3 separate regions of the Mus musculus genome follow, and all the other regions are linked to region 1. Evidence: chromatin loops called from intact Hi-C (ENCODE). Cell type or tissue: left cerebral cortex. All regions are shown on one strand. Each heading gives the region's core, and the rest is flanking DNA. Links, peaks and the distances in the headings are about the cores only. Region 1 overlaps Sdccag8 (serologically defined colon cancer antigen 8). Region 2 overlaps Cep170 (centrosomal protein 170). Region 3 overlaps Cep170 (centrosomal protein 170).

Region 1 (8,510 bases), core at 113-8,112:
ATCCATAAAAATAAGAAAAGCAGAAACCTTTCGCCCTATTCTGTGACTGAAGTGGAACATAAGGCCACATTGCTGACACAGCAGAAATGTGCACTAAGTAGGCCAGCACTTCCTCTCAAAGGCTGAGATCAAATTTAAGATAACAAAAGTAGAATTCATAAATGACAAGAATCTACTTTCTAAACAAAAGCCAGACATCCGATCAATATAAACACTGTAATCTCCCTCAGACACTCAGTCAATATAAATCAATGTGACTCTCATTCGACATGTTCTCTACAGCCTAGAAGGCCAATGCTATAGAGGTGCACGCTGATTTTATTTGTTGGTTGATTCCACTAGACTGACTAGTTAAAACTGCCTTTGACATCTACTTATTATAAAACATCATCGTAATATTTTTTCATAATCTCCATGTAAAATTAGATTAAAGACCAATGGGATTAAAGACTGAAACAAATCTTGAATCCTTGTGGCCCCTTTCTACCTTTTCAGTGTTAACTACTGTTAAATATCTGATGTGCATTCTTTCAAATCTTTTTCTCTATACATATATGACCCTAGAGAAAGTATCTACTATGATATATAGTAGAAAATCAAATGGTTTTGCTTTGCTGTTATCCTAGGTCATTTATTTACTTTGGAGTTAGGCTCACACTAGACCACATGGGTCTTCACATATGTGTATGTGGATATACAAAATCTGTGTGAACTCTGTGTGTGGCTGTGCATACAATTTTTAAGTTTTCACGTTTATTTACTGTGTGTGTGTGTTACACATGTATGTGCCACAGTACCACTGTAGAGGCCAGAGGACAGCTTATAGGACTCAGGGCACTCCTTCCACTCTCTGGGCTCCCAGGGACTGAACTTAGAGCATCATGTTTTGCAGCAAGCAGCGTGCTGGCTGAGCTATCTCTCCAGCCCCGATTCTTCCATAAATCGGCATAGCTGACATATACCACAGTTTAGTTCTTTCTTTTGAAGGATGCTCAGGCTTTTACACCCTTACAAATAATGCTACAAAAGCATTCTCTATGATGCTCTAATGTGTGTACATGACCTTTTCTTTGTAGGAAACTATAACACATAAATTAAATATTAATAGAGAGTGCTACATCATCCTGCAAAGTAGCTGTGCTGATTTCATTGTGCCACCGGCAAGGCACGGAAATCCTGGTCTCAGTGGAATCATCCACCATTAGTCATGGCCAGTCCGATGGAGTAGGCTGCTCTTAGTCGTGTAAATATCTTCTGATAACTGACAGCTTCCTCTCTTACCAGCCTCTTCCCCTTACTCACAGTGCAACTGGACAGTCTGCCATGTTTTATTTCAAAACTGCTTACATACTCTAGTAGTTAGTTACCCGTGGCAAGCATGTTCCCAGTCTTTTACTATAATTGGCAATATTTTACTTTAAGTAAATTAAGTCAATTAATTAAAATTGTCCTGTAGTGCTGCGAATTAGACCCTGGACATGTGGATCAGTGTCACACCGCTGAGCTACACAAGGAACCTTACGCTCTGTGAGACAGGATCCTGCTCTATATTCAGACTGGCTTGGATCCTCTGCCTTAGCCTACAGAGCTCGGTCACCATAGGTGTGGGTTACCACCCCCGATGCCCATGAGGTCATTTTTTAATGACTCAAGGGAATAATCTTTTGCTGTTTATGACTTTCACTTTTGCATGTCATGCTGAGGATACAAGTCCAAAGCTATCAGTTTACTTCTAATACTTTTATAGTCTGAACTACATTTGGCTCTTTATACATAATTCAGTTTGCAAAGTACAGTTCTATTTTATTTTTATCAAATAGAAAGAAAAATTTAATTTCTCTGAGCCACTGCTTCCCAACTTATAAATGCACATAACAGTGCCTGCCTTACACAATGCATTTTAAGATTAAAGGAGACTATGTTTTTCAATTACCTAGCTCAGGCCTGGTCAAATAACACTCACTATTATTTGGGTAGGAAAAATATTATATGTGTGTGTGTGTGTGTGTGTGCATGTGTGTGTGCGTGCATGTGTGTGTTTTATTGAATATATGTAAAAGCTTTAATAATAACTCACAACATACTTAGCAAAATCAAGGCCATCAGCTACCAGTCATCCCTACTGGCAAGTTGGGTTTTGTACAGCAGTCAGTACATTAATCGTGTGTGGAAGTCACCGTTGGCAGAAACATCAAACCTTCTTATGCTCTGTGAAGTGCAGAGGCTCTGGTGTTTAGTATGTAGATACTGCTCAGCAGAAGAACGCTGAGCATTTACAAAGAAGCACTGTATAGATATCATCTCAACTACTGTCCCAAACACCTCATATGCTCTAAAAGTGAGAAGACAGAGACCCAGAAAGGCTAGACAACCCCAGTGAAATTACACAGCAAACAGTGGAAGAACTAGACTATGCATCCAAGGCAGTCTGTGTCAAAGCTCAGTGCTCCTGTTCATAAGGTAAAGATGCCTTTGTATATTTTCCCAGAAAATAGCAGAATAGAAAACTCCATTCAGAGCAATAAAGCAAGTTGTTGTAAAGAATATCTGCCTGCCTTTAATGATCAGTCATTCCATGTTTGTATATCAATTCTGCCTATGGGATCTCTGACTTACCAGTCAGAACATGAACACTGAGTGAACAACAAGGCCAGGGACTCTGGCAGGACCCAGAGCTGAAGCAATAAACAAGACCTCAGTGTGGCTCTCAAGTGGACATGATGTATTCTAAAGATTCAGAGGAAAGCATGAAGTCAGTTGAGGACCTACTGGGTGGGACTTAGTGAGGGAATAACTTGGAAATAAATGCAGTTTGAGCTTCTGAGATGAGCACAGCAGACAGAGATGGGTCAAGACTAATGAGCATAGGAAAGCACAGACTGCAAAACAGCACTGGATTTTATAATAACCAATAATTTTCAATTTCTACTGAATGAAATTTTACAGAAGAGAAAAGACTTCCTTCAGGAGAGTGAAACTAGATCACGAAATGCACATGGGGGCCTGTGGTATTTCAGCCTGGGCAAGAATTTGAACATAGCTTCTTTGTAATCACCCCCTAGTCAGCCTTCCTCTGCTGATGCTGTGACAGCTGCATCCTCTTCCTGTGACATCAGAATATGCTCTGCAACAGGCACGTGAAGAAGATGTGCTGATAGCCCATTCTGCCTAAACCACACTGTAAATCCAAGACACGACGCAATCTAAAGAGGTGCAGTCACACCCATCTTGTGAAGAAGGCTGTTGAGACTGCAGTCACTGAACTGCGTGACCCATGAGGATTACCTATTTCAATCCTCTTACCTCAAATGAGATTTGAACTAAGACGTTTCCCCATGGCTGGCGGACCCGACCTTCGCCACTCTTTCTTCATGAAAGCTACAGAGAAGGGACCATCTAAACTCTGGTTTATTGGGAGTTGAAGTTAACTGTATGTGACTCCCCATCAGATCAAAGGACACATGCCCTTATAGATACAATGTCCTCCGTGGCCAAAGATCCGGACACAAGGCACACTTACTTAGTCAGCCTCTCGATGGTCTGGATGTGCACGTTGCTGTGTGTCTGGGAAAGAACAGCTTCATGCTGAGCACATTTCAAACAGAGGCCACCCACACGGCTGGATGCACTCGCAGCCAGAAGAGACTCTTTATGCTTCAATCTTTCCTTAAGATCCTCACAGGTTTTCTGGTATTCAGCTAAGTCTTTCCTAAAAGAAAGTGAAAAAATTGTAGGCTAAGTCCAGGAAACAGTACAAGTACAGAGAGTATCGTCACCGCCATGCATAGTGTTGAGCACAGGAGACACCTAACATATGTACCTTATTAACTCTTACCATAACCTTGAAGCACAGGACTGATTGCCTTATTTTTTTTTGTACTACATTGTGAAGTGCTATCAAGTAATTCTAATTTTGATTGCATCTATTGTTCATCAACTGCTAAAGTCTACCTTAAGATCCCCACCCTTTTGATGTGTCTGGAAATAGATGATTCATTTACCTCAGAAGCATCAGCTGAGATTCCAGAAGGTCAGTCTTCGCCTCGTATGTGAGTTTCAGCCTCTCCTGCAGAACAAGGCAGGAAAGCACATTTTTGCCATGTCTTGTTTTCATAAAAAATTTAAATTCTAAATAGTAACTCAAGTTTTTCTCTCTCGCCCACAGGGAGATCCAGGCTTCAGGAGTGCGTGCACTAGCTCACTCCACTCTGCTGTTCTGACTATTAGGTGAACGCCAATACAGAGCCATTGGGTCCCAAAATAGTGACTGCCTACCATTCTTATTTTCTTTTAAAACTATGCATATTATACCAAGTCTTACCGTTAAAAGTGTGAACTTTGCAGAAAGTTGATTGTCACTTAGTAGTCTCATAATGGTAAATCTCAAACTTATCAGAATTCCTCTTTGTAAGTGAAATATGTTTGGCGTGCAATATATACATACTTTGAATAGGAAGGTTAAAAGTTTAGTGCCTACCATGATAAGTCAAATGGACAGCCCATCTGTAAGCTGACTCTCTGTGCAATCTACCATTAAACAGGTACTTTTTAGGAATCTACACAAAGGTACCTCAAACCTCAGCAAGAGTCTATACTCTTGTAAGGAACAGAGTGGCACATGAGTCTCTGTGAGATGAACAGGAGGAAAGCAGAGTTATAAAGGCAAAGCTTTCTAATCCAGTTAAAAAAAATAGGCTTCTTAGAGCAGGAGTTAAGGCATGAAGGAGGATTTCCAGGAGAGAATCTGAAGCTATCACATCACACCGTATCTTTGGGCAGCCTGACTGGATCACCAGACAGTAAAGAGCTACGACAAGAGCAGCTGGACGTGGGAGAGACAGGAAAGTGTGGGACACGGGAAGAGGGTAAATGCTAAGACATCTGTTTATCCAACCCATGTAGCTGAGGCACTGGACATGCACTGGAAACTTAGCAGATTGAGTGTAGCATCAGAATAACGGGGGCGGGGAAACACTGTTTATAAAGAACTAATTGCAGATGCATAGGTAGGTCAGACCGTGAAGACAACCCAGTGATAAATACTGAAAAGTAAGTTTGTAGTGTTGAGATATTCAAGAGTCAGGAGGATGGAAGTTCATAACTGATTAGATCTGAGACAGAAAATGACAAAACTCATCTAGGTTCCTGAACTGAGTGATAAGTGAGTGCCAGTGAGAAATACGATTTCAGACCCAGGAAAGAGAGCAAAGAAACCCCCAAAATAATTCAAGCAGTGACACAGAGAACAAACAATAGGACCATAAAAAGAACTCAAAAATCAAGATGACCACGTTGAGTGAAAACCAATGGTATGAATAGTCCCATTAATTAACAATGGCATAGATACTACATTATAAAACTAACACCAGAGTGGCTGAGAGCCAGAACCCAGCTGTGTGCTTCTAAAGGAAACCACCCTCGGCTAGTAAGACACAAACAGGTTAAAAGTAAAGGATAGAAGAAGAGAAATCCCACCATTCTAATGCTAGTTTTTAAAGCTGTATGACTTAGTAAAAAATCTGTAAGCTTTTTAAAAATCATGTGAGGAGTTCAGAAATGAAATATGAAAATAAATATTATATTTATGATAGCATCCATACCAACTAAGGACTGATTCTAATGAAGGGTATTTGAATCCTTTCCTCAGAACCTAAACATAGCCGAGCATGGGGTATACTCCATATCCACTGCACTGCAGAGGCACAGGCAGGATGGTCAGGAGTTCTAGGCCCTAGATTCTAGGCATCCCTGAAATAGACCAGGTCCAGAGCATCCTGAGATATGCTGAAAGATCCTGTTTCAAGAAAGCCAAAGGCCAGGGATGCAACTCAGCAATGTAGTGCTTTGCCTAGTGGTACTTGGCCCAAGTTTTGATTCCCATAATCTCAAAGAAAAAAAAAAGCCTAATGAACGTTAAAGATAACTTAAATACATGAAGTTGTATGGAGTTCACAAGGATGGGTGAAATGGTATTATAAGGCCATTAATTCCCAAATAACATATACTTTAGAAAGACAATCTAAATCAAACTCTACAATGTATTTGGAAATGCAAAAGGCCAAAATAGTAAAGATACTCTTTTGGAAAAAGAGTAACATTCTATGTGACATGGTCTACAATTCAGGCTATAATAATCAAGACAGTTTAGTATGCGCACAATGAAACACATAGAGAAACAGAACACTTGTAAGCCATGGAAAAGGTGCTGAGATGCAGGGGAGGTTCCCAGGTGTGTGCTTGCTCACCTCACATGTGCAGGCTGTTGGGTTGAACCCTTAAAACCACAGGCACAAAACACAACATGTAAATCATGAGGGCACAAGACTACCTTTTCAATAAATAGAACTCTAATATATCGATAAACACACTAGACAAAACCAAAACATAATCTGTGTGCTTCATATCACATACCAAGATGAATTCCAGGCAGATTGTATATCTAAATGTAAAAGGCAGAGCTAAACACTCCAGAAAATACTTTAGGAAAATATCCTGTGTCAGGAAGAAAGGGACTTTTTAAGGTACAGAAAGCGCACACTCTTAAGCTCTCACATTCCTTACTCTCTAGCTCTCTTTCTCTCTTTCCCTTCCCCCTTCTCTCCATGTGACCATGGCCGGCCTCTCCCTCTCTCTTTCTACCTTCTCTCCTTTCTCCCTGCCTTTCTACAATAAAGCTCTAAAACCATAAAAAAAAAATACAGAAAGCACTATACAACGAATAAACAATGAAATCTTTGTAACTAAAGCAAGCAATTAGCTACCAGGAGAATTAAAAAGTAAGATATACTTAGTGAGACTACAAAACTTACTACACATAGTAAAGCATGTGTAAGTATATGTGTGTGTGTGTGTGTGTGTGTGTGTTCCCCAAATCAACATATCAAATAAACATAATATATCAAGGAGCAGAAACACTATACAGCATACTTTGCTATAAGCTCAAGGGTAGCCTGGGCTCATGATGAGTTCCAGACCAGCCTAGAGAGACCTTGTACGAAACAGACTCATTACAAAAAAACCCAAAAAATAAACAAACAAAAAAACCCCAAAAAACCCCAAGCAAATACACACAAGATCATTAGAAAAACTGCCAACAGTGTATAAAAAGGGGTGTGGACTTCAGGATAAGTCCTGTACCATGTATAGGGTATAAACTGGTAAAGCACTTCGTAGAAGACAGCCATTGATAATCAATTCAAGTCGAACACTAACATAGCCTAAGACCAAGAATGTGTGAGGTGCATGCTCACAGACATAATGAATGTTCTCTGCAGAAATACTCACACAAGCACCAAGCTAGAAGCACAACAAATATCCATCAGCACTAGATAAGTCACTTATGGTACATTCATTTGGTGGCTCCTCAATGAAAATTGCTACTCTTTTGCTACATGCAGTAACATGGACAGATCTAGAAATGCAATGGTAGGAAACAAAGACAAATGGTTGGGACATACATGTAATGCCAGCACTTGAGAAGCAGAGGCAGGAGGATTGAGTTCAAAGCCAAATTTGGTACCACAGTGAGTTCAATGCCACCCTGGGCAATATGAGACCCTATCTCTAAAAGCCAAACTAAAGTTAAAAGAGAAAAGGGGTAAGGAAGATGGAGAAGGAGAAAGAAAGGGGAGCTAAATTAAAGAACGGATACCGTTGTAAGGCTCCATCTATATAAGCTTCCCTTAATTCGCACATTCAAGTAGAATGTTCAGTAATGTGTTCTTGGCAAATGCTCATGGAAGTCAGGATGTTGATTAGCTATGGAGTGCAGAGACACTGGGTGGCAGGGAACACAGCAAGGATGTACAAGGATGGAAAAAAAAATCTTGATCCAAAATTTCCTGAGTACTCTTTCAGAGAAAATCACTAGGCTGTAAACTTTTGAGTACTTTAATGAACTCAAATTGCGTTGTGCAGGAAGAATGTTGGGAAAGAGGATGTCGAACTGGTCCATGTGGTATCAAAACTATTACTAGGTAGAAATCACTTGCAACTGTAAAATGAGCAGGCTGAATGTGCTCTCAGGTGTTACAGTGAAAACAGGAGACAAGGAGTACAGATAAGAATATATTCAACTGTCTGGGAAAGTTTGCGGAGTAAAGGAGATAAAAGTGTAGGGTCATGAACAGGATAAATTGAAAAAAGAAAAAAAAAAAACAATCTGTGAGAAACCAGACATCAGACTTACTAAAGAAAAGGCTATAAGCAATTGCCTCCTGTACATCCAAAGAACAAGGGGAAACATAGGCTAAGACCTGGAGAAAGCAGGGGCTGTTTTAGAAGGGAACCGAGAATCTAGAACAGAAAAATCTCAATAACAGACTTGGCAAATCCATTGGAGGGGTTCAAGACTGGATTGAGCAAGTGGAACAGAGAGCGACTGAAATGACTAAGGCCGAAGGGCAAAGGTGAAGAGCGACCTGAGATGAGAAGAAACAGAGGTGCAGAAGCACTCCACACTCACCAGCTCCAGCTTCCATTTATTGGCATCACCAGTGGATGCAGTTTTG
Region 2 (8,510 bases), core at 326-8,325, 110 kb after region 1:
GCCTTGCAATCGATTCCCAGCACAGAACATAAATAAGTAAATAAACAAATAATGTAATTTTTTTAAATCCCTATTTAAAGTGAGATTTGTACCATTTGCTTTCCTCTTTAATTTTAGTAGTGTTTAACAGTATGTGAGCCAGGTTCAAAACTCCAAATGTTTAAGATATATTTACATTATACATACACTATTTAGCATGCTATATGTATTTTTTTCTCCCTTTAAGTTCAAGTCTCAACAGACAGAATCCTGATCACTTGTTCTACATCTTGGGCTTTTTATTAACTGAATACCTTTACTTTTTCAAATGTATCTAAAATATTGATAGGTCCTTAGTATTTGCTTGAAATTGGGGCATACAGCCACCTGACTCACTGTTCACTTGTTGTGGAACCTGCTCACATTCCCAGCCAACTCCTCACCCCCACTCCCCACCCCCGTGGTTAGCTGTCACAAATCCCTATAACCCAGTGAAATCAAAACTATAGAGACTTGTAATTTATCAGTCAGATTTATATCAGTAAATTCTCAACCCACAAAATGAACTCAGAGCTAATTACTGATATAAGCTGCCCACCTAGATTGTACAAATTGTCCTATATTATTCTGTCCATTCTGAGATATTCATAGCTACCTGTGGCTACTGAAAGCCAGGTGGATTGGGTTTGTACTCTTGTTCTTCCATCTTCTCTGTCTTTTCTCTCTCTCCTGTCCTGTCTCTGAAACTCTCAGCCCCACCTTCCTTTTTCATTGTCCAATCATAGACTCTAGTCTTATATTACTCCTGCGCTCACCTGCATATTGACAGCAATCGACATTTTAGTACCTATTGAGTTATGTTTTTAATAGATTTTCACAAGCTTGAATCAATAGTGTTCACTATTATACATCTGAGTTCATTGAATGATTATTTTTCTTAATATAGTTTTGAAATTACACAAACTATGTATGTAGTTTTTGATATCATCAACAAAACCATGAACTTGAAATGCTTGTGTTTTTTGACTGTAGAATATTGTTTAAAGACAAAGACCGGAACTGGGATGACATAGAAAACAAGCTAAGAGCTGAAAGTGAAGTCCCTATCGTTAAAACTTCAAGCATGGTATGGTGGTTTTTCAAGATTAAAACATTTCAGCTGCATGGCTTCATTTGTAGGGAAAAGCATAGTTTTGAATATTTGTTAGTTTACATTCTAAAAGACTGTATAAATGCATAGATTCAGCTACAGTCCATCCAGTGGTGTTTAAAGTCTCTGTTGTTTCGAGGCTACAAAGAGCATTAAGGAGGATCTTGTGTTTATTAGTTACTGTGATGCATCTTGTTCACATGATAACTTTACATTATGAAAGAAGCAGCTTTAAATTTAGAACTTAAATATTAAATTGACATACAATTTCTATTTTAAAGGCACAGTTTTATCAGATTTTTCTCCTATGTTGATGTTTCACTTTTCATATTAAAAAAAAAAAAAACCTCAAAGGCACAGTTTTAAAATGTTGCAAAGTTAATCAGAACAGATGTTTCAAAACTGTCCTTTCTTTATTAGTAAATTGCCTTGAAATTTTATTATTATTGTTGTTGAAAAAATTTCATTATTAACGATTATAAATTGGATCTTGCTTGATGGATGTCTTGTGTGTAGCTACGAGTGCAGTACCATAGAGTTGCATTGCTGTAACAGGAGAATGGTTTAATTTGGTAAGAAGCTAATTTGGGGTATTTCTTTCCCTACAGGAGATTTCTTCTATTTTACAGGAGCTTAAAAGAGTTGAAAAACAGTTGCAAGGTAAATGTACTGCTAGATTAAGTAGTGCTGCATCTGGATAAGGTAGTGTGCGGGGTTCTGGGATGCCTGAGGCCCAGCATTCCAGAGGATTGAGTTTGAGACCAGCTCAGTGTATTCCATTTCTGAAAATATATTTCTTACATTCTTAATTATTGAAACAGTATTTGACTGAATATATCAACCAGTACTTATAAAAGTATAGAGTTGAATATATCCAAGTTATTCATAAAGGGAAGTTTTACAACTCTATATATAAAGGACTAGAGATGTGTCTCCATCCTAGGATATCTGCCTAGCATGTGTAAGGCCCTGGCTTCTTTCCTAGCCCCATAAACATGGATACATAGATATAGATAGTTCCCAATGTAAAATCTTTTTGTTGTTTCCCTCTATCGGAAGTGGTCTATGCAGATTGGTCTGGACCTCACCAAGTTGCTGGAGCTCTTGATCCTCCTCCTCCACCTCTGAGGCCGCCACAACTGGCATAGAGATAATGAACAATTGTTGATATTTGTATTTGATAAAAATCTGGATGTTGAAAACATAACCAGTATTTTTAGTAATCCTCTATGATGGTAAAAGCAAGTTTAGAAAGCTCTTGGCTTTTTCCCTTCCATGCACTGTTTGCAGTCACCTAAAGTGTCTGTATGGACTGCAGAGTCCTAGGAGAAGCACTCAGATATGTATAGTCTACAATGTAGACTTAACCACTGGTTACTGAACCAGGTTATGTTAGATCTAGCTCACTTAACTAGAGGTTACTAGCTTACTTTAGCTAAAGTCTCTATTAATGATAAGAAGTATTCATATCTGCATCTTGCTAAAAACAGAATTACCTCTCTTTATTTTTTGTTTCCTTTAGTGATAAATGCCATGATTGACCCAGATGGGACTTTGGAGGCTCTTAACAACATGGGATTTCCCAATGCTATCCTGCCATCTCCACCAAAACAGAAGTCCAGCCCTGTTAATAACCACAGCAGCCCTAGTCAGACGCCAGCACTTTGCCCACCAGAAACTAGAGCCCTACACCCTGCTGCTGCGGGAGTGGCAGCAGCAGCCTCCACTGAGTTTGAGAATGCTGAATCTGAGGCTGATTTCAGTATCCATTTCAATAGGTTCAACCCTGATGGGGAAGAGGAGGATGTTACAGTACACGAATGACGTTTCCTTATTTGTTAGAGACATTACCCATGGAGTAAGTAGGGGCATTGGAAGCAGCATAATGTTGACATACAAAACAAGAGAGCTTGGTCAGCAACAATCTTGTTATCTTTGTCTTCTTGATTTATTTATTTATTTTTACTTCTAATGTGTCACACCAGTCTTTTCAAACCACTCAGACAGCCACTTGAAGCACACTCAGCAGAGGCAGCTTATATCGGCTTCGCCTTTTGTGGTTCTGTGATTTTCAGATGAAATCATATCATTTCATCCTTTCCCTTCATAGTTTTTTTTTGTTGTTGTTTGTTTGTTTTAAGCCATGCTGTGACCTACAAACAAACTAAAATATCCACATTTCTGAGCCCCTGTGTCTCCTGTGCCAAGCTGCCCCCTGAGATGAACTTTGGCACCCGCTGTACAGATTGTTAAACCTTTCAATTTGCTTCTTAATACTAGGGTTTATATTATTCCTCACAGTCACTGGACACAGCGCCGCCCTGCTCTGTAGAGTGAAGCAGACCCTCCACAGCAGCCGTCCTGCGTTCTAAGACTTTCCAACATAGTGTGATTTATAACTGTTGCTAAGTAACTTGTCTTGGGGTTTATGGAAATTAATTATTATGTTTGCACTAAGATTTACTGGGAGTGATAGATGGGCGTATGCATATATCACTAAGGACTGACATTTGTACATAGGAAGTTGACAATACTGTATTGTTTTAACCCCACAGTGTTTTACTCCACTTTTCATACAAAGCTATTTGGCACTTTTCTTTTTTTCCTTTTTTTCTTTTCTTCTGTTTTTCTTTTTAAGGAAATACGATTTTGTCTCTCCTTTTAGATTAAATTGCTAGGAAGGTTAAATTTGACAGATAGTTTAGGTGGAGTATATTTTTAAAATTAAGAACATGTATATTTGTCCTGTGTTACCAAGTTTTTATGTTACAGAAATGCCCCTCAAATGATCATGAGGTTAATTTTTCTTCATTAGGAGACGTGAAGATCAGTAGTTGTGAGAGTAGTTGATAGTTGCACTCCCAGTCATTGAATTGCTTCTGTGTTTCCCTGTAGGTCCATAGTAACCCTTTGTCAGTCTTACACATTTGTAAGGACCCTGCAAGACAGCAACAACGACTAAGGCTTTGGGCTTATCGCTACTAAAAAGAAAGCCTGTGAAAAATATCTTCTCTAAACTTGGTTTTTGTTACTGTTTTGTTTTCTTTCCAGTAAGCTCACATTTCAATAAGTTTTTAAATAAAGGAATTATTTTTGTGTTTCCAGAACACTATAATTTGGGTGAATCTTAATTCTTTTAAATATATTAATAGGCCTGGATTTACTCAAAGGCTCTAAGTCTATAAAGAGTAAACTGCAGCTTTGTGATGTGGTCTTTGATATCTTAGCAATAACCTACGCTACATTTGTTTTAAGGAAAAGGTAACTGCTCTTCAAGGTTTTTTTTTTTTTAGGATCTAAGAAATCCTATGATGTTGGATCAGTTAATAAAAATGCAAAATGTTTTTGTAAGATGTAAAACATAAGTCTGCTGTGTAATGGATCTCATATTTTTCTTTAAATTAAAAAACAGAAAAGGATTTGTTCTCCTTGTAAAGCTAAATTCACAGCTCTCATGAAGTAAAACTTCAAAAGGATTTTAACAAATGTAAAAGGGAAGTGAGATGCTTTGAAGGAACAAACAAAACATCGAAGCAGGGTCAGTCCATTTCAAGAAAAAGTTATGCATAATAATCATGATTGTTCCCCCCTTTAGTTAACGTTTGGTACTGAGTCTATCTACATGAAGAATACAAGATAAGGAGTCTAAGAAGGTATTAAATTATCTACTTACGTTATTGTTTGTTTACACAGTTTTGTTCAATTATAAACATTTGGCCTTTTACTATGTTATTTTTATTTTATATGAATACATTCTCCTTATTTATTTTTGTTACATTTATTACTTTATTTTGTTATGCATTTACAACTCCATTTTTAAATAAAGTGTTTCTGGAACTTTATGCAATGATCATAGATTTCATGTCTTTTACCATGTGATATATTTTCATTTATAAATTTACCAAACAACTTTTTATAAAGGAACCTTCCAGTTTTAATAACTATATGATCATCCAAAACAGTATTCTTAATGGATTACTAACAAATGTAATACAATAGCTTAATACTCTAGTGTAACATATGTTCATGGATGTGTGCATGTGCACATACAAGCACACACATGCATGCACACAAACACACACACAAGTTATTTGTAGTCAGCCTTGAGTCATCCAAAAGCTTTCTGACAGTAGTATATCGGGGAAACAAAGGAGAAGTTTAAATATCTTGAACATCTTCAATTTAAAAAATATCAATTTAGACTTTTTTTCATTCTCAGTGGGTCTCAAGAGTCTTGAATGTCTCCGTTATTAATCAATAGCAAGAATTTCACAGCTTGATTGTGTGGCTTTCCATATTCTAACCCTGTTACATGCTGCTTCTCAGTATAATTTCTGCCTGCTCTTCCACCCTGCACTGTTTACCCACAGCCCTGCCATTCCTCAGACCCTACCTACATCTTCACAAAACTTCCTTCTTTGATACCATAGCAAGTGTCTTGTATACTTTCATTTCCCCTCTTCATATGACACATGTGTATGTACTTCTCTTACGTCACTGCAGGTGTTTCCTGGGTAGAACGCCATACTTCTGTGCCATTGAACTTCCTTTGTGTCCTTGGCCTTGTCTTTTCCAGGGTAGACATCCTGTTCAGCTTCTGCATCCTCTAACTTCCTTCTTGTCCTTGGACCTGTTTGCTGTGTCTCTGGCAGGAACAACTCTTGAGGGATTTCAGTTGAATGTTTTGAGATCCAGACCTATTCCTGTGAATGTGGTCCTTCAACTCTGATCTATAAAATGAGAGCTTCATCTTATCTAAGGTTCTTGTAGTTCAAGGGACTATGAAATAATGCTTCAAAAACACTGCAAGGTTCTTATATATAAACTCACTGAAGTCGCCTAACCCATCAGATTCAGTTTTGCCCAGACCTAATCCATTCTGTAGCTACTGTCTTAACATACTAAGCAGTATACTCATCAGAAGTAAACGGTCCTTGATCCTACACTGAGAGGGTGAAAAGCCCATTTTCCTCTAGTACCATAAGTCATACTCCTGTTGCCCCTTGGCTGATCTTAAAGGGAATACACACTGCTCTGTATGCTCAGATTCCTTTTGATTCATTTTCATTCTCATCAGGTTGTAGGAACTTTGTAGCCCTTCTCTTCCCTGTTTGCTTTCCTGTGTGCTCTTGATTCACTGACACCTGCTATGCCACAGTCCAGTTAGGTCTTAAACACGGTCAGAGGCTCCCCAGAGCTGTGGTGGTACCACCCATGTCTGAGATACTCTGTTGGACCTGTAGTTGCATGCAAATTACAGATCTCCAGGAAATAGTCCACAACATGTCTAAGTTTGGGAAACCTTTATGTTATTTGAATGTGAGAGTGGCCAGTACAACAGGAATCTAGAAGGAATATCTGAGCCTCATAGCTGTATATTCAAAGTTTTGTTTAAGTTCCCTGAGCCGAGCTAAATCACTTCTCCCCCCCCCCCTCCCTTCCAAATGCAGTTTCCCAAACCATAAAGCCAGTCCCTTGCTGATGCCTATATGTAGCTGATGTTGCCACCTGGAGCCATTGCTTGTTGGAATGTTCACTGCTCTGCATTGCTCATATGCATACGGAAACATGCAGTAAACATTTGTTCCCTGAAATCTTCTTAGTTTCACCATACTGTTCAAGCTATTGCAAAGTCCTATTCTGAAGTGGATGGACGTTTGTAGTTTTAAGGTATGTAGTATTAGATCTAGAATTGGCAGATATTACATTTAATTCAACTGCTTCATATTTGAGGTAGTTGAGGCACAAATGTAGAAAAGAGTACGGCCCTGTTGGGCAGTTTACCAAGAGTGTTAGCTGCATTATCCCCACGACTCTTGAGTTTCTCTGTTAGAGATGAAGGAACCTGCAATAAGAGAATAAGTTTTGCCAGACGGTGGTGGTGCACGCCTTTAATCCCAGCACTCGGGAGGCAGAGGCAGGCAGATTTCTGAGTTCGAGGCCAGCCTGGTCTGCAAAGTGAGTTCCAGGACAGCCAGGGCTATTCAGAGAAACCCTGTCTTGAAAAAAACAAAAACAAAAACAAAACAAAACAAAACAAAAAAACATAAAAAAAAAAGAAGAAGAAAGAGAGAGAGAGGATAAGTTTCCCCAGTAGTCCAATTAGGATTTGACTTATGTATTCAGATTGTTCATGGTCACCCACCACTAGTTTTCAACTTAAAGAGCTGCTAAACTTGAGCAAGCTGACCCAATACTCAACCACCCTTACATGCCACAGCCCCAGCCCCAGAAAAAGTCCTTCTTTTGGAACAGAAGCCGGAAATCCTGCTGTTTCTTATAAACAGATGAAAGAGTGAACCAGCTCCTACAGAGCTGAATGTTGAGTCCTACAGAGCTGAATGGTGAGAGCTCTGTCTGTGGAGGAACTACCTCTTGTTTTAAAAGTGAAAGCCAGAACTGTGACAGAAAACTGGTAGCCCTGGATCAAGGCTGTCACCAGAAATGTGCTTGCAGCATTTCCCACATATCCCTGGACAAGGTGAATTAAGAGGAACTATCCCTTGGGACTAGGTGAGATGCAGCTAAAACTACTTGGAGGTGGGAGGAGGAGGAATTAATGCCAGTGCTTCTTGCAGATACAAATAGCATAGGGGTTCCAGTGTCACTTTACAATACTCAGGGTAGTGGCAATAGATTTTCATTGAAAAAAAAAAAAAGTTTTGAATGAGATTAATACAAACACTGTTACATCGTTTTGTTTACAGCTTCTATGCCCCACCCCCAAGTCTCCAGAGCTTTGACTTTGCCTACTTCCTTCTTGAGTAGAGCCTCCTCGGTAACCAAAAGAAGTCCCACTGCACTCAGTCCAGTTCCTCAGACTTGAGTTGGCCACAGGATGCATGGGTGAACTGCCATATCTGTGCTCCATTGCCAGTCCATGATTGTATACTGAGTCTCTTAAGAAAAACACCAATTGACATTGAGTTACCCTGCAAAACTTCATAATGTGCCCAGTTATCATGGCACACACCAGAGGCAAAGGTAGGAGAATCTCTGTGAGTTTGAGATCAGCCTGATCTACAATGTGAGTTTCAGACAACCAGGGCTACACAGAGAAAATAAACAACAAACAACAAAACCTTCATAACGTATAACAGGAGGAGGGTTTTTTTTTTAAGACAAAGATGGTACCATGGTATCAGAAAATAGTGTATAAATTCCTTTTAAAATTGTAGTTTGTCCTACAATGCAGTCATTTACTTTGCAAGAGGAATCTCTCATCCATGAAAAGGCATACACAGTGCTTATAGGAATAGTATTTATAATAGCCAGAACCTAGAAATGTAATCCGTGTTCACCAACAAAGAAGCAATTACACAGTCATAGAATGAAGTTCTGTTCAGCAATGGGAAGGAATAAGCCAGCTACAGACATATGT
Region 3 (8,510 bases), core at 127-8,126, 90 kb after region 1:
ATTGTGGTTGAACGGAACAGCTAGAGAGCCTTGATTGAAGAATCAATGCATCATAACAAGCTGAGCTTGAGACATGGCTTCTGTGTCACATGCTGTGACTGAATGAAGTTCTCGCTCATGAAAATGAGCATTGGCAGGGTTGTTGCATTCTCTCTCTCTGTTTTTCTCCTTTAGGAAGCCATATCTTCATCTGGAAGCAAACGTTGGGTTTCACAATGGGCTAGTTTGGCTGCTAATCATACAAGGCATGATCCAGAAGAAAGGTTAATGGAATTGTCTGCAACTGTAGAAAACGGTAATTTCTCTCTCCTCCTCCATGTTTACCTCTTTTCTCTCCCCTCCCTCCCTCCCTCCCTCCCTTCCTCCCTCCCTCTTTTAGTGGACCATGTGTATTTAAAAACAAAACAAGCTAAACTTAATACAGTTAGAAGTAAATTAAGCTTAAATGAAGTAAACTGAGGACTAGTGTATATATTATACAAGATGCTATGCTATGCCACCTAACCCCAAGTCCTTTTTCCTTAAAAACTTTGGTGTAGTTCATAAATTGAACCTTCCAAAGACAAAAGGATAACTACTAAGATTTAGTATTTCATTTTCAGACACTCTGCTTTTTTATTGTAAATTTTTGCTGTTCAAGTACAATTTTAAAACTTCAAAAAATTAACCCTTCTTGATATGCCAATCTGTTAGAAAAATATGTAATTACCATTATAGTGTAATCATAAAGATAAGGTAATAATTTGCACATGATTCATATATGTATGAATTTATATTATAAATTAAGGTGTCAAATATTGATTTAATTATTTTCTATTTCATTTTTTAGTAATAATGTTACCTTGTACTACATAAGTATATAGTATTCTAAATTATCAGTTTACACTTAAAAAGCTTTACAGTTAATTTTACACATTAAAATGCAAAACAAAGACTCACATATGATCCCTTCATTTTTAAATTCTTTCAAATATGATCAAATTTTTTTGTCTCTGTCTTATCACCTCAAAAGTATTCACTTTTGCATTGGGATCTACTAAATTGAAAAAAAGAAAGAAGTCATTTATTTTAATAAGCTGCCTTACTTAATATACCAGAAAATTATGGTTTAACAGTCCCTTGGTTATAAAATTATGACAAGTCCTGTCACTTTTTACTATTTTCATATTTTCTATTGATACGGATTGTCTTAGGGTTGTCCTGCTGTGAAGAGACACCATGACCAATACAACACTTACAAGGACAACATTTAACTGGGGCTGGCTTACAGGTTCAGAGGTTCAGTTCATTATCATCAAGGTGGGAACATGGCAGCATCCAGGCAGGCATGGTGCAGAAGGAGCTGGGAGCTTTACATCTTCATCTGAAGGCTGCAAGGAGAATACTTGCTTCCAGGCAGCTAGGATAAGGGTGTTAAAGCCCACCCCACAGTGACACACCTACTCCAACAAGGCCACACCTCCTAATAGTGCCACTCCCTGGCCCAAGCATATACAAAATATTACATGGAATTTTTTTTTAATGCCTTGCTAAAAGCTAAGATATTTTGCCCTTTTTTCTTTTCTTTTTTTAGGAAGTACAAATTTTTCACAGAAGGCATTCATTTTATACTGAGGATATTTTTAAACTTATGCTGTAACTAGTAGACATTCCTTTTATATGTGTCCTTTTGCTCTCATGAATTTCTGCTTTGATATTTTTATTTTAGAGACAGATACTGGTGACGCTGGTGTTTCCCTAAGAAGTACTAGTTGTACAACTTCCTTGGCTAGTCAGGGAGAGAGGAAGAGGCGAACTCTTCCCCAGCTCCCAAATGAAGAGAAGCTACTCGAGAGCTCCAGAGCGAAGGTCGTTCCACAGAGGTCAGAGATAGGAGAAAAGCAAGACACGGAACTGCAGGAAAAAGAAGCCCAGGTATACCAAAGCGAGAAGCACGATGCAGACCGAGGCCTGAGTAAAATGAGCAGGGCAGTCAATGGTGAGAGTCCTAAAACTGGTGGAGATGGTAAAGCCCTCCTTCACTCAGGAAGCTCATCTAGCAAGGAGAAGAGTGAGACGGAAAAGGAAACTTCTTTGGTAAAACAAACATTGGCTAAAATGCAGCAGCAAGAGCAAAAGGAGCAGGCCCAGTGGACTCCTACTAAGTTTCCTTCAAAAAATGCTTTAGGCCATATAGATAAATGTAGGGAGGAATCTTCTAAGCAAGAGTCCCAACTCTTAGAAAAAGTTTCAGGACATTCTACGAGCAAAGGAGACAGAGTAATACAAAATGAAAGCAAGAGAAGAAAAGCTGAGGAAATTCCAAAATGCCAGGCCTCAAAAGGAGACAAGAAAGAGTCTTCCAAATCGTTAGTGCGCCAAGGGAGTTTCACCATAGACAAGCCCAGTTCCAACATCCCCATAGAACTTATCCCCCATATCAATAAGCAGAATTCATCTGTACCCACTGCCTTAGCACTGACGTCTGCAAGTAGACTCCGAGAAAGGAGTGACTCTTTGGATACTGATTCTAGCATGGACACAACCTTGATTCTAAAAGACACAGAAGCAGTGATGGCTTTTCTAGAAGCTAAACTGCGAGAAGATAATAATAAAACTGATGAAGGCCCAGATACTCCCAGTTACAATAGAGACAATTCAATTTCCCCAGAGTCTGATGTAGACACAGCCAGTACAATTAGTCTGGTTACTGGAGAGACAGAAAGAAAGTCCACGCAAAAGCGGAAGAGTTTCACTAGTCTCTATAAAGACAGGTGTTCCACGAGTTCCCCATCCAAAGATGTTACTAAGTCAGGCAGTAGGGAGAAAATTGAAAAGAAAGCAAAAAGCCGCTCTGCAGATATAGGTGCAAGAGCAGATGGTCGCAAATTTGTGCAGTCCAGTGGAAGAATCCGGCAGCCTTCCATAGACTTAACAGACGATGACCAGACCTCTAGTGTGCCTCATTCTGCTATTTCTGACATTATGTCATCTGACCAGGAAACATACTCCTGCAAATCTCATGGACGGACTCCACTTACCTCAGCCGATGAACACAACATACATTCCAAACTGGAGGGAGGCAAAGCAACAAAGTCTAAGACTTCTCCTGTTGCCTCTGGTTCAACAAGCAAATCCACTACTCTCCCAAGGCCACGGCCCACCCGGACTTCCCTCCTGCGAAGAGCCCGGCTTGGTGAAGCTTCTGACAGTGAACTTGCTGATGCTGACAAAGCATCTGTTGCTTCTGAAGTGTCCACTACAAGTTCCACATCAAAACCACCCACAGGAAGGCGAACCATCTCTAGGATTGATTTATTGGCTCAGCCTCGAAGAACAAGACTTGGCTCATTATCTGCCCGTAGTGACTCTGAAGCAACAATTTCAAGAAGCAGCGCATCTGCACGCACCGCAGAAGCTGTCATTAGGAGCGGAGCCAGGCTAGTGCCATCAGATAAACTTTCTCCTAGAACTCGAGCTAACAGTATCTCTCGGCTCTCCGACTCCAAGGTCAAGAGCATGAGCTCCACTCACGGCTCTCCTTCAGGTAATTGGTTCTAGATTTTTAATAACAGCAGTATGTTTTCTGTATTGGCTTTTTATATTTAAGAATTATATTTCTAGCTGTCTTAGAAAAATAATTCAAGAATAAGGTTAAAATTAGTGAGTTACTATCTCCTCCATTAAAATGTAAAATTCCAAATAAAGTCTTAGACAAAGTAGTGATTTCAAAATAAGATATTAACTAAACACATTTAGGAGGTTTTTTTTTAATTTGATAGAATTATATTAGGAATTACTATTTTAAAAATAATGTTATGCTCCTAAAACCAGGTGTTTCAGATTTCTTATGAACCTGAAGAGAAATAATATACCTTTTTCCATCCTTTTGGAAATAAATATCTGATTAAAAACTGTTTCATATACTTACACATTTATAGTTGGAGCTGTTGAAAATTAACTTCATTTATTTCAGTGGAAGATCGTGGATTCATGGGGCAATCACTAAACATGTGTGGGTCAAATTAAACTGGAAAGTTAATTGTGAACATTATCTTGTACTCTTAGCGTTTAACTGGAGTGATTATCTGTCACTACAATCACTACTCATTATCTCTAAGCGCTGAAGTGCTATTGACTTACTTGTCTGCACTTCGTATTTAAGCTGAAGCCATGGAGACTGTGTGGCTACAGCTGTGAGGCAGCTAGCTATTTGTGTGTATCCTCCAAGCGTGCTCTTATTACCTCACAATCAGCTGCACGTGTGGGTGTGGCTGCAAAGGCCAGTAAGGGTAGACCAGCTGTTCCCAGACTTAAAAGTTTATGATTCTTTACCAACAAGCTAAGTGAGCCCTAAGTCTTGAGTTAAAAGTAGAGGAACATTGGTGTGTAATCTTGATTTTACTTTTGCTTAATTTATAATACATCCTTCACGACTCAACACCAAGCCAATCGTGCGTTGTAACTGTGTTTCCTCCTTCCCCACTTTCTGTCCTCCTTTCACTGCTGCTCTTGTCTGCTCCTGTTCTGTCCTGTCGCTGCTGCTCAGTGACTGTGTTGATGACAGTCAGAGCCTATGGTAGGACCAAATGCAGACTGAAGCTTAATGGAGGATAAATGATGCTTTCTTTGTTATTCTGGCCTGTTTCCACACATCAGTCTTTGATTATTAATCAGTTGATTACCAGGTATTGTTATTCAATTATCTCTTACGGCTCTTACGGCTCTACCTTCTTAGTTCAATCCCTTTGTGCTGCTGCATTCTGAGCTGTGTTCCCCGATTTCTTCTGCAACAGCGCTTGTTCTGCCATCTTACCTCCATTTAACACATTAAGATATGTTTCCTTCCGTCCTAACATGAGCTGTGATGTAAGTTATATTTTACAAAGAGCATAATGTCGCTTCTTCTCTGATCATTGACTAGCTCTTACCACATGATTAGTCTGATTTTATTCCTTACTCTTTAGCATGAAGTGGCTTATTTAAAATGTGGTCCAAATAGAACCACTTGGCAAGTCTAAAAAACAAATATAAGATTTCATATCATATACAGGTAGTGATTTTTATTTCTGCTTTGAATACAGATCTTGGTACTCCTCTGTATCTAAACAAATAATAAATCCTTGAATTTCTTAATGAAAGTCCCTAGAGAAAATTGAGTTAAATGTTACTTTTATTCTTTATACTTAGTAGTTGGATATTACATAATTACAGTTACAGAATTTAAGATCTAGAAAGGATATTTAGAGAACTGGTACCAGGAGATGAAATAACCTGCCCTGATCAAATCTTAGGGCAGAATGAGAATCCAGGGTCTTTTACTAGCTGTTGCTACTCTGTTAAGAAATGTTACTGTATCCTAGGTTCCATAAGACACTAGTATCTGTTATGTTATTACTAGAAATATATACAAGGTAGATGTGACATAATTTTGGTGGTGATCACTAAAGCATCGAAAGGCTATTTTATCCAGTCCAGTGAAGAATGTACTAAATAGTTGTTACATGGTATGATTACTAGAAAATTTGATTGATTTTTAACAATTGAATGTCTTCGATGCTATAACATTTTTATTTAAGATAACTGTATTATCTTGAGTGAGAATGAAAAGAAAAGAAAAAAGAAAAGAGGGCTTTAATAAACATAGAATCATACTGGCCAGGGTTTCTATTCTCCATGTAACATTAAAAGACCTTGGAGTTATCTACCACCTGTGATACTGGCCATATTGACATATGTAAAAAGTATTCTGTAGTATTTTGGACTAAGTCATTAATTTTTTTTCCTTTCATTTAATGTGTTAAGCATTGATGACTCAGAATGTCTAGTAACATTGGTAGCAGTTCTTTTATGCAATTTGCTTCCAAGGGTTTAATGACTTTGTTTTACCCATATTCTTTTGTTAATTAAAATCAAGGACCCTAAGTTATCAAAATAAGAATATGGGTTGCTTAAACAAGGGGACTTGAGTAAGTTCCAGGCCAGCCTGGCTACTTACTGTGTCTCAGGCTTGGACTGTATAGCAAGATCCTGTTTTACACTAGCTAGTTAATGAAGTAGCTGGTGTTCATTGTTTTAAGTACATAGTTTAGAAAGTGTTGTTAAAATTTTTAAGGTTTTATTTCTTAAATATTTTCCTTATTCTAAATCTCAAAATTCAAACTGGAAATTAAACAGTGGGCATTTACAGCTTGTGTTAATTTTTCTTTTACATGAATGGTGAAAATAGAAAGCTTTCCCAGAGAAATGTTTCTCCCTGAATAATCTTATTGCTAAGTGCTTATAAATATACACAACAAAACTTGTTTGTACTTTAATTCCTCTCTTAAGTCCTATGATATATAATGAAAATGTGTATTTTTCTGATCTTTTTTTTTTTTTTTGCTAAATTGGTAGTTGTATTTTAAGATCGACATAGTTTTGTTACGTTAAAAAGAAATAGTCACAGTTAATCATTAATAAGTCCTTTTTTATTCTAGACATAATAAATAATAGTATGTTTCTAGTAAAAATACTATTTTATACCTTCAGTAAAATAGAAATATTGTATATTTTATAACTAAAGTAAATTTTATTTTGGGTAAAATAGATAGTCTATTATCTATTGTCAAATTAAAGTTTTATATAGTTTCATTTCTAAAAAATATAAAAATACATATATGGATTGTAAGACATGATTCTGTGTGCTGTGTTAAAATAATTTATAATGTTATAAACAAATATGTTTCTTATGGCCTACAAGATTAAAATAATCTTGAAAGTTACTTTCATTTTAATATGTATTGATAACTAGTGCTTCACCAAAGAACAAATTAGACATTGATATTTTAAAAGTCCCCAGTATGGATTTTCAATTTAGTGATCTATTAAGTGCCTTAGTAAGATCAGTCTAATTATATAAATTAAACATATTTTTGTAAATAGAAAATTTAAGAAAGTGAAAGTGATTTTTAAATTTAATCTAGATAGGTAAAAAATCTGAAAACCTTATATGATCTATTTTCCTGTCATTATACTTTCTCCTCCTTTTTTCCTTCTATACGGAACTCCAGGCCCTGGGTTCAGTCAGTCTTCCCTGCTCAATTAAACCTTTCTAGAAACATGCTCATAGGCACACCCAGAGTTGTATAACCATGATGATTTGAAATCCTGTAAAGATAATGATGAAATATTAACTATCACATTCCTCTTCAGAAAAAAGAAAAATATTTATATATGCTTTTTACAGAGACCCATGAGCTTCCTCTGCATATTCCTATCTTCCTGTACCCATTAGTCTAGATCCTAACCCCAGGAGAGCAAATAGTTGTGTGAGTAAGTACAGGCTCTGATTTATACATATTGCCCCTATAGATTCCTCTGCTTTAAGCCATCTTCAGTGGCGATGTGTATAGTTTTATCTAAGAGCCAGCCCACTTCAAGGAAAGTACAGTTTGAAGAAGTATCAGGAAAAGTATGAAATTCTAATGGAGGATGAGGAAATTCTGGGCTTCACTTACCTACTATATGGAGTAGGCCACCCTCGTCATTCAGAACTATTCTTAATCACTTGCTAGCCAGACACATCATCTAAATGCTAGGTACACATTAGTTGTTAAATAACATTTTCTGCCCTTATGGAGTTTACCATGAATTAGACATTAACTTCTCTGTTCTTTTCTTGTTTATATTTTACAAATTACTTGTATGTTTGATTTTGCTATTAACAGTAAAATGTCTACATTAATTTGTCTTCTAATTTTCAATGTGTCAGCAATAACATTTGTAAAATGTCTTTACTAACTGTAAATGAGAAAGTAATTGCCACTTTCCTTAATGACAATCTGAATTCTCTCTTGTGCCTTAAATGTCAGTGATTGTGAGGTTTTGTAGTCTCATGCTTTGTAGAGTTTACACCATTGTCTAGTTTGACCATATGTTTTTGGTGTTAAAGCAGCAAAGAATTGTACTGAAGATGCTTTGTTGTGTTCTTTTACCATGTAAAGAGACTTTTTCCAACCATAGCATAACAGGATGTTGAATGACAGAGGTAATGTTTTTTTTTTCCGCCATAAAGGCATAATTTCTGGACAGGAATTATGCACATATGTATGTTGGGAAAAGAGGGTTTTCTTCATCTCTGTGTTCAAAGTCCATGTGGCATGAGGAAGTCTTTTCCCTTTTTATTTTTGTCTTGTTGGTGTTTTTGCTGTCATTTAAAAAGCATCCATATCTCGACTCAAAAAGTATGTGCAACTGAAAACACCCTTGTTAAGCATTTATGACTAGAGCTTGTTTATCATTAGTGAACTTTTTCATCTGAATGTTTATTCGCTACACTATGAAAAACACGGTCTTTTGATTGTTTTTAATCATTGTTTTTAATTCACCAATGTATAATGTTTCAATCTTTAAGGAACTGTAGACTTAGAATTTTTTGTGAGGTATGTGTGTCAGTTACTGAAAATTGTGCTGTGTGTGAACTCTCGTGGTGATCTTGTAATCATGATTTTTATTTAAAAAGTTTAAATGATAACATAATAACTCTTTTT

Evidence for each region. Peaks named below come from ENCODE experiments on the same cell type or tissue, not always from the same donor. Only the 100,000 strongest peaks of a DNase experiment are listed, where the experiment ranks them.
Region 2: a loop joins it to region 1, with 2.4 times the contacts of the local background. A loop is called at or near these places in 3 of 42 quality-filtered maps.
Region 3: it touches region 1 in a loop (2.9-fold over the local background); 2 of 42 quality-filtered maps call a loop at or near these places.

What each region holds. Positions count from the first base shown.
Region 1 is chr1:176,840,380-176,848,889 of GRCm38, reverse strand. It overlaps Sdccag8 (serologically defined colon cancer antigen 8), which reads right to left. Exons shown (of 18, transcript NM_029756.3): 6 at 8,465-8,510; 7 at 4,002-4,066; 8 at 3,521-3,709. Among named protein-coding and RNA genes, the nearest start is that of Sdccag8, 30 kb to the right of the region's middle. In left cerebral cortex, for the core only: no CTCF peak of the experiment used is centred there; DNase peaks (open chromatin) are centred at 3,622 and 4,809.
Region 2 is chr1:176,730,123-176,738,632 of GRCm38, reverse strand. It overlaps Cep170 (centrosomal protein 170), which reads left to right. Exons shown (of 20, transcript NM_001099637.2): 18 at 1,012-1,105; 19 at 1,738-1,789; 20 at 2,652-4,980. The coding sequence ends at 2,953. Among named protein-coding and RNA genes, the nearest start is that of Gm26104, 34 kb to the right of the region's middle. In left cerebral cortex, for the core only: no CTCF peak of the experiment used is centred there; no DNase peak of the experiment used is centred there.
Region 3 is chr1:176,750,182-176,758,691 of GRCm38, reverse strand. Cep170 (centrosomal protein 170) reads left to right here. Exons shown (of 20, transcript NM_001099637.2): 12 at 175-295; 13 at 1,709-3,526. Among named protein-coding and RNA genes, the nearest start is that of Mir350, 18 kb to the left of the region's middle. In left cerebral cortex, for the core only: no CTCF peak of the experiment used is centred there; DNase peaks (open chromatin) are centred at 3,243 and 4,553.